Linked DNA regions of Mus musculus: region 2 is linked to region 1. The links are chromatin loops, found by intact Hi-C in ENCODE. Cell type or tissue: heart. All regions are shown on one strand.

What was found. Peaks named below come from ENCODE experiments on the same cell type or tissue, not always from the same donor. Only the 100,000 strongest peaks of a DNase experiment are listed, where the experiment ranks them.
Region 2: a loop joins it to region 1, with 2.7 times the contacts of the local background. A loop is called at or near these places in 2 of 42 quality-filtered maps.

What each region holds. Positions count from the first base shown.
Region 1 is chr4:102,435,817-102,443,816 of GRCm38, forward strand. The region is part of intron 1 of Pde4b (phosphodiesterase 4B, cAMP specific); the gene reads left to right. Among named protein-coding and RNA genes, the nearest start is that of Gm52668, 76 kb to the right of the region's middle. In heart, no CTCF peak of the experiment used is centred here; a DNase peak (open chromatin) is centred at 3,785; H3K27ac peaks cover 811 bases.
Region 2 is chr4:102,379,382-102,387,381 of GRCm38, forward strand. All of the region lies in intron 1 of Pde4b (phosphodiesterase 4B, cAMP specific), which reads left to right. Among named protein-coding and RNA genes, the nearest start is that of Gm52669, 36 kb to the left of the region's middle. In heart, no CTCF peak of the experiment used is centred here; no DNase peak of the experiment used is centred here; H3K4me3 peaks cover 318 bases; H3K27ac peaks cover 3,089 bases.

The DNA.
Region 1 (8,000 bases):
CATGCTTGTGTGTGCCCTATAACAATAACTCACTGAACCTGGTTCAAACATCAATTTATAGAGGAAGGAACAAATGGTTAAGTTACTTGTCTAAAGTCTCTCAGATCTTTAAAAAAGAATTGAGAAAGTTGATGTTAGTCAAGTATTTTCTGTCTCTAAAGCTTACTTATATGGATAATGGCTAGTTAACACATTATGAATTATGGACTTTGTCTTAGTCAGGGTTTCTATTCCTGCACAAACATCATGACCAAGAAGCAAGTTGGGTAGGAAAGGGTTTATTCAGCTTACACTACCATACTGCTGTTTATTGCCAAGGGAAGTCAGGACTGGAACTCAAACAGGTCAGGAAGCAGGAAGCAGGAAGCAGGAAGCAGGAGCTGATGCAGAGGCCATGGAGGGATGTTCTTTACTGGCTTGCTTCCCCTGGCTTGCTCAGCCTGCTCTCTTATAGAACCCAAGACTACCAGCCCAGAGATGGTCCCACCCACAAGGGGCCTTTCCCCCTTAATCACTAATTGAGAAAATGCCTTACAATTGGATCTCATGGAGGCATTTCCTCAACTGAAGCTCCTTTCTCTGTGATGATAACTCCAGCTGTGTCAAGTTGACACAAAACTAGCCAGTACAGACTTTATCTGTGCTAAGAGCTCTGAGGCAATGGTCTCAGAAATAGGATGACTGTTGTACACATCTGTCAGTGTGGGAAGCTATCTGATTTATCATCATAGTATGAAGAGAGCCAAAGGTTTCTATAAGGAATTTGGTGGTTTCTCTAACCTCTTCAACACCTGGATATATCTTGAAACATACTCTTTTTTTTTTTTTTTTAAAGTCTGATTTTGGTCTTGAGCAGAGAAAAATACGTTTTATGAAATAGTGACTGTACAGGGAGTCAAAGGCCATGAATTCCATCTCAACTTTGAAGTTCTGAAGCTGGGGGATCCTAATCTCCCGCCCTTCTGGAGCCCATTTCTTAGCTGTTAGCCCAGTGAACTACATGGAAAAAAATATCTTCAGCTCACTTTGCCACATCCCTGCATGTGTCTCTGTTGTGCTTCAATTTGCTACCAAGAAAAAGGAAGCCCATAACTACTTCATTTAGTGAGCTAAAGACTGTAGTTACTCTCTCCTTAGAATGATTATAGGAATCTCTGTACAGGTGAAAGAAGACTCGAGGTACACATGAAGGTCTTTTCAGCAGCTAAGCCCATCATACTGATAGAGTCACGAGACCCATAGGAGAATGGGTAGCCATCTAGTCCATCTTCCTGCCTAGGGCCACGTCCCATTTGAACCCTGAGAAGTGATTAAGACTCCCCACTTTCCACAATCCCCTCTTTTTCAAAGGAGATCTCACAACCTCCCTGGGTATTTGGTTAAAAAACCAACCATCTCACCTATCAGAAATCATTTTGCATTGATAACCTAAATACTTAGGAGCTGCAATTCAAACTTATTTTCTTCTGTCTTTAGTGGCCAAAAACAGCTGGCGCAATCACCTCTGTTCTTCATGAAGTCCTTTATGAAGATATTATTCGATTCTTGGTCATTCCTTCTTATTCCAAAGCTTTAAGCGGCTTTTTGGACATTTGTCCCTCAAGAGTGTTCATCTTCTCATCTGCGAGACCCAGAATGCACTTAGCCGTTGTGCCCTAGAGCCTGCAGAGATGACTATGTAGACATGATAGCTTAGGTTCTGGTTCTCTTTATCCATCTCTAATAATAACTTTTCTTTTGTTAGTAGGGATGTAAAAGATTTTGCTGAGAGTCATAAAAGTTAGAAGGGTCTACATTTCCTTAAAAGTTCCAACCTGGGGGCTTAGTTGATTTAAGAGTTAAGAGCCCTTGTTGCTCTTGCTGGGGACTTGAGTTCAGTTTCCAGCCCTCACACAGTGGTTCACACCATACTTCATGCCAGTTCCAGGGTTTCTGACCTCCCTTTTCTGGTCTCTATAGGCACCAGCTACAGATGCAGTGTGGTGTGCATACATACATGCAAACAAAACCTTCATATACATAAAGTAAAATTAATTAAAAATTAATGTTAAAGTTATAAACATTATTGCTGAAAGCTAATAAGCTAATAGAAATAACTAATTAAAATATATCCATGAGTATTTCCCTCTGAATCCTTACTCCCATGATGTTTTCTTTTAGAAAATCTTCTATATTAAATTTACAGTCTTCTATAGAGAGACAAGGGGAAATTTTGGCATCAAAAATTTCTGAAGTCAACTCTAGATGAAAGTGAACTCAGATATACTAAGTGGGCAAGTATATTCTAACTTCTGAGTTTAATATTTTAATATATTTATGTAATATTTTTATATATCATGTTTTTTATGTTTATAGGGAAAAGAACATTTTTTATTTATATTTTTGTATTTCTAGGACATATCCCAAATAAAATCATAGACTCACATTTACTAAATGTTTGAAATTTAATTTACGGATGCTTATAGCATTCACTAAAAATTATGTATGTGAAAATATTTCATCAACTGTTGAGCTCAACATAACTTGAATTATTACCACTCATAATTTTTAAATGTTCAGTATTAGCTATGAATTTAAAAAATTGCTGAAAACAGTTTGATGTGCTCTTGTCTCTAGGAGTGCATATTATCCACTTGTTATGGATCTTATAAAATGTTATCTAAAATGGGTTTTGTAAAAGGAATGATCAGTGGTGCATAGCTGCTATTTGAAGTTCAGTGCATGGCCTTTTGTGATGGGTAATCTGTGTATGACAAATGAACCTGATCATGATGACGGCCACCCTCTGAAGCCAGTCAAAAGTCACCCTAGCACCAAGAGAAGAGCTTCCAGAATAATTTATGTTTTTCTAGGGTGTCCATGCCTGTGTACATGTCTCTATGATGGAGAAAAAAGTATGAGTATCTGATAGAAAGACCACCCACAAGTTTAAATCACACTGCTTTATTTATTATTAGCATGACTGAATGAGTCTTTTAAACACTTGGCCTTCATCTGTGGAGGAAATGGCTCAAAAGTCGGAGGAATAGTACAGACTTTTTTTTATGTTAGTGACTTAAAAAGTAGCATTTATGAATAATGTCTTAGATCTTTCTAAAGATCCCCCATTCCCTGTCATTTTACTTGGTTTGCAAATATTTGCTTCAAGATAATGACATTTGGGGTCAAAGTGACTCAAGTTGTTTTACCTCTGTCATGCAAGTAGATCCTTGGGAAAATTACTTGTGTCTCCCACTTCAATTTTCTCTTCTAGAAAATGAGAAGCATGTTGCCTAGATCATAAGACCCCCTCATGCTCTCAGGTCCTTTGTAACATCAATAATTCCTCTGCCTCCATCTTCTTGTCCTCTTGCCTGTCTAGTTGGTCAGAGTTGACTGACTAGTATAAAGTATATTAGTAAGCATTAATAAATTAATAATAAAATATAATAATAAGCCAGAATATTTGGGGGCCTTGAGAAACCCAACAAGAATAGCTGAGACCCCTTGACAGAACATTTTATTGAATTTCTTTCCAAGGGTGATATTGATTGCTTAATAATGACACAAAGCTATAAATTCCTGAGAATGTGTTGCTTTTTGCAGAATTAAGTTTTAAAATAGAAGAGAGAACCTTAAAAGAAAAAAAATTGATTACAGCCTGCCAAGGCAAAATAAAAGAGAAGGAATTTTGGCAGGGAGCCAAGAGGCCTGGGTTCAGGCCCAGCCCTCTCCTGAACTAGATAAACTGTTCTTTCCTTCACTGTTCTGGTCTCGGCTCTCCAGTGAGAGGGGAACAAGTCTGAACTTTGCCTGCATCAACAGCTGTCAGTTCTGGGATTCACACGCTGTCACTGTGCAGGACATCCAGGAGCTGTGTGCATGTGCCCATAAGGGAGAGAAAATCAGGGGTGCAGCTTGCAGTGTGGAAGGCTTTGATACTCTGTAACTGCAGACTTAGAAGACATGTCCCTCTCAGACCACCATACCTCTAGGGGAGAAAAAAATAGTTGTCCCCATGTGAGCAAAAGGCCATTTGGAAGGTACTTTGCCTTTTACATTTCTACTGTATATGTAGGTCTTGGTGACTCGTTTGGTGAAAGAGACTGTCATTATGCACAAGGCAGAAGGAACCACAACACCAAAATAGAAATTAAAAACAGCAAAGAGAGAGACGCGTGAGCAGGAGTTAGAAAAAAAAAAATTTTTTAAGTAACAAATGGAAACCATGATAATTTGAAACCAGGCTGGTAACTGACTTTCTAAATCAAATTTCCAAGATTGAAATCTGGATGTCTTAGGTTGCTGCAGTCCCTCTTGGATTTGCCAAACAGGAATATCACTCTTGATAAGTTAATTTTGACAGAGCTGGGAGGTATAGATATTTGCGAATCTCCCACTTACAATCTAAATTAGATCTCTTTATTTAGAATAAAAAATGTGTTTGAAAAGCATGTGGGTTTTTTTTCCTCCAGGTTTCTGCACTTGAAAAAGGACTGTGTCTAATTATATACTCAGCCTAGAGTCACATTCTTGGCCGGAGCCCATGATAAATAAGCTTAATTCTCTCAACTGTAGCAAAATAACCTATAGCTGTTAACTCTATCATTTCAACCACCATGTGTTCCTGTTGATAGAGGGAATAAAAAAAAATCGACCAGCGTCTCACACCATATTCATGCTTACTTATAACAAAACACCTAAGAATGATGTCTTTCACAATTAAAACTGAGTCAAAATTCTACAGGAATTCCCCTAAGCTGTAGAATCGCCTCACCTGCCGATGGGGAGAAGCTCAAAGAGGCCCTAGCCTGAATCTTAATTTCTCTACATGTATATTCATTTTGCCTTTAAAAAGAGCATTTTAAAAACAAACAAACAAAAAACTTCAGTATATTGGAAAAAAAACCACAAGAATATATGAAAGGAACTCAATATTTCCAGTAACCTGGGATTTCTCCTGAGATTCACAAATTTAATTTGATGACAAAAGAGAAGACCTAAGTACTTCACACTTTGGTTCAATTTTACTGTCATTTCACTGACGTGGAACCATGTTTGTGGAGCACTGAAGAATGTGTTTGTTTGAACCAAAAGTGGAAAGCGAGCCATGGAAATCAATGCTGTTGCTCTCTTTGCAAAGAGTTGGGTTTTGGTTTTGTTTTCTGTTTTTAAATCAAGCTGATGACTGATACAAAACTCAGTACAAGAAAAATGTGAGTGGAAATCAGTAATCTGTAGCCTCATATTAATACATCATTAATATTTCTCATGTTCACTTGGGTTCAGAGATTAGCCAGCCAAGTAGCTAATATTTGGCAGTGTACCCTGTTTCCTTCCCTAGAAATCTTAGGCATAAGAGTGTTTGTCCTTTGTTTTGGATTTGGGTATATGTGTTCTTAATTTTGGTTCTCAAAAAAATCTGAGTTAAAATTCTGTATCTTGCCCGTATATGCAGCATGTGTGTGTGTGCAAAGCCTTTGGAAGCTAGAAGAGGGCACCAGACGCCCTGGAATCGGACTCATGGCCAGTTATGAGCCATTAGATGCTCAGTGCGGATGTTAGGAACTGAACCTGGGAACTCTGCAAGATCAGCAAGTGTTCTTAACCTTTGAGCCATTTCTCCAGCTCCAGAGGTGTTTTCTTAAACATGGTATAAAAACCGACTCTCAAATGACTGGAAAGCAGCTGGGGTAGAGTCCTCCATCTTTCTTTCTATTCATTTCCAATGCAAATGATACTTTTTGGACTTTTTTTTTTCCTGTTTATAAAAGAAAGACATTTGCTCTAAGAAAAGCTTGTAAAATAACAATAAAGTATAAAAATCCTTTGTATTTGATAAGAAATACAGAAAAAAACAAACAAACAAAAAAACCCCAAAACATATCTATGCATGTGCTATAGGTATAATGATGTCTTAGGAAATCCACTCTAGAAAAATAAGGGACTCCGAAGCCAAGCGGAACATGAGGTTCACTTGTGGCTCTCCCTCTCTTCTCTACACTTGCACAGTGTTCTTTCTCCATAGCCCTTGGTACTCCAGGCCTTTTAATCCATGTGACAGAAAGCATAGCAGCATAGCATTAGAATTTGTGACCTAGTTATATATATAAAAAAAGCTTTCTTGTCATAGATTTGGTTTTGGTTTGTTTTTTATAGCTAGATACTTTAGAAAGGAATACATAAACTCACATTGTTAATCCAATAGACCACCTTCCGGTTATAGCCCAGGCTGGGTGGAAGGTTGTAGATTCTGTCCACAATACCTAAGGAGGCCAAGGATTGAGACAGATGTTCCAATAATTCTACCTTCTAAATCCCCTAATTCCTCCACTGAGAGGTGATTTCTTTCTTTCTTTTTTTAAGAGGACTTCTCATGCCTGTTATTGGAGGTTTTGTTTGGTAGTCTATGTTTCCTGGGGGGGGGGGGGTACCTTGACACCTCAGAGAGGAAAATTCCAGTTAAATTTTATTTGTACATCTACGCGTCAATTTATATAATATTAAAGACATTTTAGGTAAACAGTAGTAAATTATGACTTTTTCATACACCCTTATTTTTATTTATAACTATCATAATTTTCAAAACAAATAGAGTGAATTTATAATTTTCATCAAATCAAAGAAGATAATTCAATTTCAAGTTTTATAATTTTAGTTGAAATGGTCATGTTTTATTTTATTTTTTAGTATATATTTTCTTTATTTACATCTCAAATGTTATTCCCTTTCCTAGTTTCTCCTCCAAAACCCCCTATCACCTTCCCCCTCCCCATGCTCCCCAACCTACCCACTCCCACTTCCTGGCCCTGGCATTCCCCCATACTGGGGCGTATAAAAGAAGTGTTTCTTGAATGTTTAAAATATTTTCTTCCTGGTTCCCCATTAAGGGAATGTTGTGAAGATCAAATACAATTTAAAGAAACTGCAATTTTTACAGTAAATCTATTACAAATGATATGAAACTTGATTCATGTTACTCTGGGTAGGTATAGCCCACACTTACGTTAACATATCCAAGAATTTGTGAAAATTCAAATAGAAAAGTTGTTTATCTTGGGCCATGTATTAAACCAAATAGGTTAAGATACCAAAAAATTTTTTTAAATTGTTGACAAAAATTGCTTTTACCAATTGATATTTTGTTAGTAGCATCCATCCATAATTTAATGTTACCAGTAAGGGTAACAATGGGTATCAGGTACAAAGCCCCCTGTTATTCAGAACATTACTCACCTTCATGGCAGAGTGATATTTGTTAACTAGTGTCCAGTTTGTTATGGTTACAAAACAGTTTCCTAGCCACCATCCCATGGTATCGCGCCAATAGTGCTGTAAAAGAGCAGACTTGCTGCTATTAATTGTCCTATTTTGTAAGTGAGAAAGGAACTCAAATGTCATCCAAGTGGAAAATAATCCTTTCTTGTCAGATTTCAAATTCCATTTCCTGAAGTCTACACAGTGATGCCTCCCCGGTATCTTTCTGTCTTCAGCTACACTGACTGTTCATTTTGTCTCTGAAGAACTCATTTATGCAATGGTCCTTCCATTCTGCCAGGGACTTTCTATATATGCAGAGTTCCTAAAAAGACAGAGAAGGCTGTAAGGTGGAGAGAACTGAACCAACAAATATTGCAGGCATCAAGGGTTTATAAACTCTGAACTTCACAGTCCTGGGAGGTGAACAGTGACCACGTGACTCTCAAGCCATTATCTCTCTGATAAGACATAATCTCTTTCCCCAGACAGGTGTTTCCCTCTTCCCCCGAAATGCCCACGTGCCAGGACAGTTTCTCTCAGGAATACCTTTCTGTTTCTCTATCCAACCCAATTTCCTTCAGAGGAACTCTGGAAATTCTCTACAAGAAAGATACGTAATTACCAGCTAGGCACAAATGGCCAACCAGATGGCTTCTGTCTACATGTTCTTGAAAACCCAGCAAAAGGCATTCTGGCTCTACGTATTGAGCCTTGTCTCAGACTGAGTCAGAGACAAAAGAATGGAGGTGTGTCTCCAGTCT
Region 2 (8,000 bases), 56 kb before region 1:
ACACACACACACGTGTGTGTGTGTGTAAAACAGTGTGTGTGTGTGTGTGTGTGTGTGTGTGTGTATATGTATATATATATATATATATATATATATATATGTGTGTGTGTGTGTGTGTGTGTAATGTTCACATGTATTTACACATATATACACATAAATGTATAGATGTTAATATTTTTGTATATACATATTTGTATTCACATACCCATATATGCACATGAATATATAAATGCAACTTGGTTAGTCCATTTAGTGTTGTATATGTGTACATATGATTCCAGGGATAAATACAGTACTAGATAATCATTTACAGGGATCATGCCCAGGGAAAACTATTTCTCCCTCTCTTGGCAGTCGTTAGTTGCTTGTAGTTTTTTTTTCCACCTAGGGATGAGACCCTGTGACAATTTTTTTCCATGCGAGCAAGTCTATTGGTGGTGTATATGTTCTTGCTTAGGATGCTATAGTGTTGAGGTAGGAGACTGCCATTCTTTTATTATTATTATTATTATTATTATTATTATTATTATTATTATATATTTTCTTTATTTGCATTTCAAATGTTATTCCCTTTTCTAGTTTCCCCTCTGAAAACCTCCTATTCCATCCCCCCTCCCCCTGCTCACCAACCCACCCACTCCTGATTCCCTGTCCTGGCATTCCCCTATACTGGGGGCCTCTCCTCCCATTGATAACCAACAAGGCCATCTTCTGCTGGCTATGCGGCTGGAGCCTTGAATCCTTCCATGTGTACTCTTTGGTAGTTTAGTCCCTGGGAGCTCTGGGAGTTCTGATTGGTTTATATTGTTGTTCCTCCTATGGGGCTACAAGCTCCTTGAGCTCCCTCAGTCTTTTCTCTACCTCCTCCACTAGGGACCTTGTGCTCAATCCAATGGATGGCTGAGAGCATCCACCTCTGTATTTTTCAGGCACTGGCAGAGCCTCTCAGGAAACAGCTATATCAGGTTCCTCTCAGCAAGCACTTATTGGCCTCCACAATAGTGTCTGGGTTTGGTGACTGTATAGGGATGGATCCCCAGGTGGGACAGTCTCTGGATGGTCTTTCCATCAGTCTATGCTCCATACTTTATCTCAGTATCTCCTCCCATTGGTATTTTGTTTCCCCTTCTAAAAGGACCAAAGTACCCATACTTTGGTCTTCCTTCTTCTTGAGCTTCATGTGGTCTGTAAATTATATCTTGGGTATTCTGAGTTTCTGGGCTAATATCCACTTATCAGTGAGTGTATACTGTGTATGTTCTTTTGTGATTGGATTACCTCACTCAAGAAGAATTTCATGAATTCATTGTTTTTAATAGCTGAGTAGTATTCCATTGTGTAAATGTACCACATTTTCTGTATCCATTCCTTTGTTGAGGGGCATCTGGGTTCTTTCCAGCTCATGGCTATTATAAATAAGGCTGCTATGAAGATAGTGGAGCATGTGTCCTTATTACCAGTTGGAACATCTTCTGAGTATATGCCCAGGAGAGGTATTGATGGATCCTCCGGTAGTACTATGTCCAATTTTCTGAGGAACCACCAGACTGATTTCAAGAGTGGTTGTACAAGCTTGCAATCCCACCTGCAATGGAGGAATGTTCCTCTTTCTCCACATCCTTGCCAGCATCTGCTGTCACCTGAATTTTTAATTAGGTATTTATTTCATTTACATTTCCATTGCTATCCCAAAAGTACCCCACATGCTCCCCCACCCACTCCCACTTCTTGCTGAAGGGATCCTGATATAGCTGTCTCATGTGAGGTTATGCCAGTGTCTGGCAAATACAGAAGTGGATGCTCACAGTCATCTATACGTTGGAACACAGGGTACCCAATGGAGGAGCTAAAGAAAGTACCCAAGGAGCTGAAGGGGTCTGCAACCCTATAGGTGGAACAACAATATGAACTAACCAGTACCCCCAGAGCTCGTGTCTCTAGCTGCATATGTAGCAGAAGATGGCCCAGTCAGCCATCATTGGGAAGAGAGGCTCCTAGGTCTTGCAAACTTATATGCCCCAGTACAGGGGAACACCAGGGCCAAGACGTGGGAGTGTGTAGGTAAGGGAACAGGGCAGGGCGAGGGTATAGGGAACTTTCGGGATAGCATTTGAAATGTAAATAAAGAAAATATCTAATTAAAAAAATACACTGAGACTGTCTTTCCTAAGAGTCAATTTCACAGCAGAATTTCTTGTCCTCTGGTTCTTAAAATCTTTCTACCCATCCTTTCACAATGTTTCCTGAGCCTTAGGTATATAGGTTGAGTTGCAGATGTTTTAAGTAAAACTGGCCACCCCACAAATCAGCTATTCTCTATTCTTGGATCAGTTGTGGCTTTTTGCAATGGTCTCTGTATGCTGCAAATAGAAGCTTCTTTGATGAGGGATGAGAGATTCACTTAGTTCTGGGTATGGGTATAATTATTTATTGTGTTCTTAGGAATTATGCTAGTTTAGTAACATGGCAGCAACATGTTCAATTATACTACTTTAGTAATGTGAAAGCAGTACATTCTCTCTTATGATACATGACCTCACTAGCCCCAACTAGTTCACTAGGTTTATAGTACCAATCACCAATTCCCTTCTGTTAAGTGGGCCTTAGGTCCAGATAGAAAGCTACCACCAAGATATAAGTATTGCACATACAGTGATATATTGCCATGCTAGTAATTGTTATGGTGCACAGGCATCAAAGCTTGGTAGGACTATTGGTTGACTTAGAAGTATAGGCTGACAGCCAAAGTTGAGGGAACGGATTGACTTGTGAAATAGAAAGAAGCCTTGTACAGGAGATCTGGAAGATCTTTTTAAAGACCTGACAATAGGAACATAGGAAATTGTAAGTACTAACAAGATATGAGTTCAGATATCAGAAAAACCTTCAACAGTGATTCATTGGTTCATTCATTCATGCATATGATAACTACTCATTGAGTGCTAAGTGCTAAGGACTAGGCTAGATATTGTCTACATGCATGATCTCTTTTGAAAATTAGCTAAAGCCCATGAACGCCATGTGTCATATGCGGAAGCCCACTATTCAGACCTCTGTAAGGTCTGACCTGCTCTTACTCTACCAGCTGCTTTCTGACAATAGACATTTTTTGCTACTGTCCAGGGCTGTGCTCCCTCCTGGGAGAAGCTGACATCTGATCATTAGTGGATGCGTCTTATGTTTAGTCTCAGTTTAGAACATCATTGAAAGACCATGATATCCCCATAGTACCAGCAGACTCAGTGGAAGATTTCCAGGCTGCAAAACCACCATTCACTTTGCTTTCTGATTCTGTTTCTCTTTACCTTAGGTATGATTTCCCTCCCAAACATCAGACACTAAACCTCTTACTTACAAATTTTAATGGCCTATTACATTTTTCTGGAAATGATTTTATTTTCTGCATATTCCTCTGTGTGTACATCTATGCATATGTGATTGTGACCATGAAGGCCAGGGGACAACCTTAAGTGTTATAAACTAAGTAGCATCCTTTATATGAGGTTCTGTCTCTCACTTGACTGACACTCAATAAGCAGGCTATGCCAGCTACTCAGGCAGCACCAATTGTCCTATTTCTATCTCCCCAGCACTGAGGCTCAAGTACAGGCTACTATGCCCTGCCTTTTTACATAGGTTCTAATGACTGAGTTCATGGCCCCCTGCTTGCAGAGCAGGCAGTGTACTGATTGAGCCATCTCTCCAGGTCCTGACAATCTGTTTTTATAATGAAGGTTCTAATGCTACAAAAGTTTTATTGCATCCAAGCCCAACACAGGCAATTCCTAGTGGCATCCAGACTTTGTTTCTAAATGCCATGCATATTATAACAGTTCAGCAATGCAAAGTGAGGTACAAATTTAGAACTGTCCCTACAAGGTCATGTGATCAACTCAGTCCCGGGCTGACAACTGGAGGCTCTCAGTCTTTGTTGAAATGGTTACATAAAGCTAAGTCTAGAGATAGGGTCATGGGCTGAACTGTTATCATTACCACAAAGGGGAGGGGTTCTGGTGAGGGGATGGAGATTGTCACTGTCACCAGTTAGAAATAGACATTTGCACCATTTATCTTAAGAGAACCTTGCTAATGAGTCACTCCACCAAGCAGATACTTGCTCAACCTTATTATTCTCTACATGTAACAAAAATTAGATGAGCAAAATAAGTCATTATCAAAAAACAAAACAAAACAAACAAAAAACACAAACAACCCCCCCACACATTTCTTATGGAAAATATGTATTTAAAAACACAGTAACATAAAAACCAGATACTAAATCAAGAATTGTGCAAGGCTTAGGTGATAACTCTGGTGTGTGTGTGTGTGTGTGTGTGTGTGTGTGTGTGTGTGTGTGTGTGTGTGGCGGGGGGTAGGGGGGGGAAGGTAAGGGTACTTGGTATGTAGGTATAAAGACCTGAGTTATCTAAGTAGAAGCTAAGCACTGATACCCAAGCTTGTAACTACTAATATGATGCTATAGAAGGCAAAGAGAGGGGAACTACTACCCAGTGAGGCTAGTTGAAATAAAGAGCCTGAGTTCAGTTAGTGATGTTGTCTCGAGGGGTTAATGCAATGTTGAGCAGGACACCAAAGTCTTCCTCTAGCTTCTACAAGAACACCCATGTACATATATGACACACATGTGTGTGCATGTACATACACACACACACACACACACACACACACCACAACACACATTCACAAACACACACACCACAACACTTATACATATACACACAAACCACAACATACACACACACACACACACACACACACACACACACACACACACACACATACACACACATGACCGCCCTGCACATGCACACATACATCCCACAAACACAGACACACGACGTTCCAACACACACACAAAACACCTGCGCATACACATACATAAAATGAGAAGCTATGCATACAAGATAAAATTAGCATTTGTGATAAAAATATGTCAAATAACGTAAATGGGAAATTCAGACAATGCCCACATTAACCTTCAGTATTTTGCAAATGCCAAATATTTTACTAACTAGTGAAGAAATGATGGACAGGTATTTTAAATTTCTTCTAATAGAAGTTGTATATCATTTATCTGAAATGCTTGGGAAAAGAAATATCTTGGATTTCAGAATCTTACTTGCATATGCATACTGAGATATTTACCTCATTTCGGAATGGATCACAATCATAAACACAAAATTTGTCGTAGAACCCTTATTTGCAACTTTTTACATTTTAAGTGATTTTGTATCTGAAAAAAAAATCATGGTGTGGAATTTTCCACTTGTGTTATCAAGTTGCCACTTTAAAAGTCTTCAATTCTGGAGCAGTTTGGCCAGATTCTCATATTAGGGTTGCACAAACTGTAGTTAACAATTCACTTCTAACAATAGTATTGAGGACCTCCTCTGAAGTATACATTATTGTAAGCAGTAGAGATAGGACAGCCAAGGAGAGGAATGGTCTCAGCTTACTGGTACCTCTCATTGTACCAGGAGTACCAAAAGGGTCAATAAATGAACACAGGGTGGCAACATCTGTGTCAGCTGACATCTGAGTAGCCTTGAACAAAAGGCCGATTTAGAGGCCTGTGGGGGGATGAGGTGAACCTGGAAAAGCAGAGAGGAGGAAGGATCGCTGCGCAGAGCAAACTGGAATGCATAGATGAGCTGCATACATGGGGCCTTTGAAGTAGACTTTGGATTTTATTTTGTGTAAATAGGAATAGTTTGGCCTTTTCTTTCCCTAATGGCATCCCTTTATCATCTTTCCCTTACTAACAGCTCCAGCTCGTACTTGAAGCACTCTACTGTAAAGGAGTGTGGATAGTGTTCATGCCTGCCTTGGTCCTGACTTCAGTGGGACTGCTTCAAGTTTTTCTCTACTTAGATGGTGTTAACTGTGGGTTTCTCGCATCATTTTTATTGTGTTGGGCGTGTTTCCAATAGCCTTAAATTTTCTAGGACTCTTATCACCAAAGCACATTGGATTTTGTCAACAGGCTTTTTTCTGCACCTAACGAGATGATCATATGATTTTTGCCTTTAAGTCCCTTTCTTATTACATTTACTAGCTTGGGTATGTTGAACCATCCCTGTAGTTTAGAAGCAAAGCCACCTTGGTCATAATAGATAATCTTTTCGATGTATGTCCATATTCTGTTTGCAAGTATCTTATTGAGAATATTTGAATCTACGTTTTATTAGGGATATTGGCCTATAGTTTTATTTTTTGTTGTTGTTGTCTTTATTGTTGTGTTTTTCTCTAGTTTTGACATTAGAGTTTCATTGGCTTTGTAGAAGGAGATAGAGAATGCCTCTTCTGTTTTTATTTTTAAAAATATTTTAAGAAGGTTGTATTTATATATTTAGAACTAGTAGTGGTACATGAGAGTGTTTTAGGTGAGGAAAGAAAGAAGGATATGATGCAATTATATTATAATCTCAAAACTAAAAGAACTAATAATAAGAAAACTAAAAGTAAAAAAAAAACATAAATCTATAGACTGTGCAATGCTGAGTAGGCCTAATATAAATATAGATTTGAGAAGATGATGAGTTCAGATATAATCACTAAGTACATCATGTAGCACTGGGATGATGATAATGAGAGGCCATGCCCTTCTGGGACAGGAATATTTGGGAACTCTGTACCTTATGCTCAATGACTCAATTTGAACTTAAAACTGTTCTAAGAAATACAATCTTGAAAAAAAGTTAAAAAGAAAGTACCAGCAAACTTAGAAGAGTTCCCCAAAATGATACAGTACAAAAATATGGAAAAACAAGAACACACCAAATCAAACCCAGTGAATGGCCTGACACAATAAAAATCATAGCATAAATCAGTGAGTTAAAACAAATAAAAAAAATTACAAAAAATTAGTGATTTGAAGATCTGGTTCTTCAAGAAAATAAAAGTGATTGAGCAACTCTTGGCTCAACTAATCTAAAGAAAGAAAGAGGGAATCCAAATTAACAGAATAAAAAATGAACAGAAAAACACTATCACAGACACCAAAGAAATTCAAAGTACTATGTGAGTGAAAACTTTAAAAACCCGTACTCCATTAATTTGGAAAACTTAAAAGAAATGAGTGAATTTCTATATTCAGCTAGATCATCAAAATTAAACCAATTGATAGTCAACAACCTAAACAGACCCATAACAAACGAGGAAATCAAAATATTAATAAAAGACCTTCCAACTGAGAAAAGTCCAGGGCCAGATGGATACGGGGCGGAATTCTCCCAGACTCTGAAAGACATCTACAGCCTTCTCATTCTGTATAGTGTTACATGTATGTACGTAAGTATGTACGTAAGTATGTATGTATGTATGTATGTATGTATGTACATAAGTATGTATGTATGTACGGACTAGCCATTTGGTATCAGAGAACCAGTTAGTGTGCTCTCCCTGGGAAAGGCTACTTCTCCTCTGAAGGATGCCTGGAGATGTTTCTGTAGGGTATGGGAGGATTCAGGAGCTTTCCCCTGTCTACTTTAAAATGTCTATTATTGTTGTTCTGTTTCAGCTAATGCTTTGTTAGTCATGTTGGTGAGACTTTATGGGTGTAGCTTCTATCATTTTAGAAGACACAGTGTCATGAAAAACTCCTTTATGCCCTGTCTCTTAGGATTTCTTTCTACCCCCTCTTCTGCAATGTTCTCTGAGCCTGAGGTCTGTGAGGTGATTTGCAGATTACTGAATGGAGTCCACAAATCTATATTTTGATTAGTTGTGATTTTATGTAATTATCTTCAGCTGTCACAAAGACATGTTTCTTTAGTGAGTTGTAAGGAATACATTTATGTGAAGATATAACGATAAATATTTAGAACACTGTTAGTGATTATTCTGGCTTATTAAAGTGGTAGTTATAGGTATTCCTCTAAGATACATGACCTCATGAGTGCTGGGTAGTTGGCTAGGTTTCCAGTACAGGCATTGTATTCCTCTTGTGTATGTGTGGGCTTTCGCAGGTCTTTAAGTCC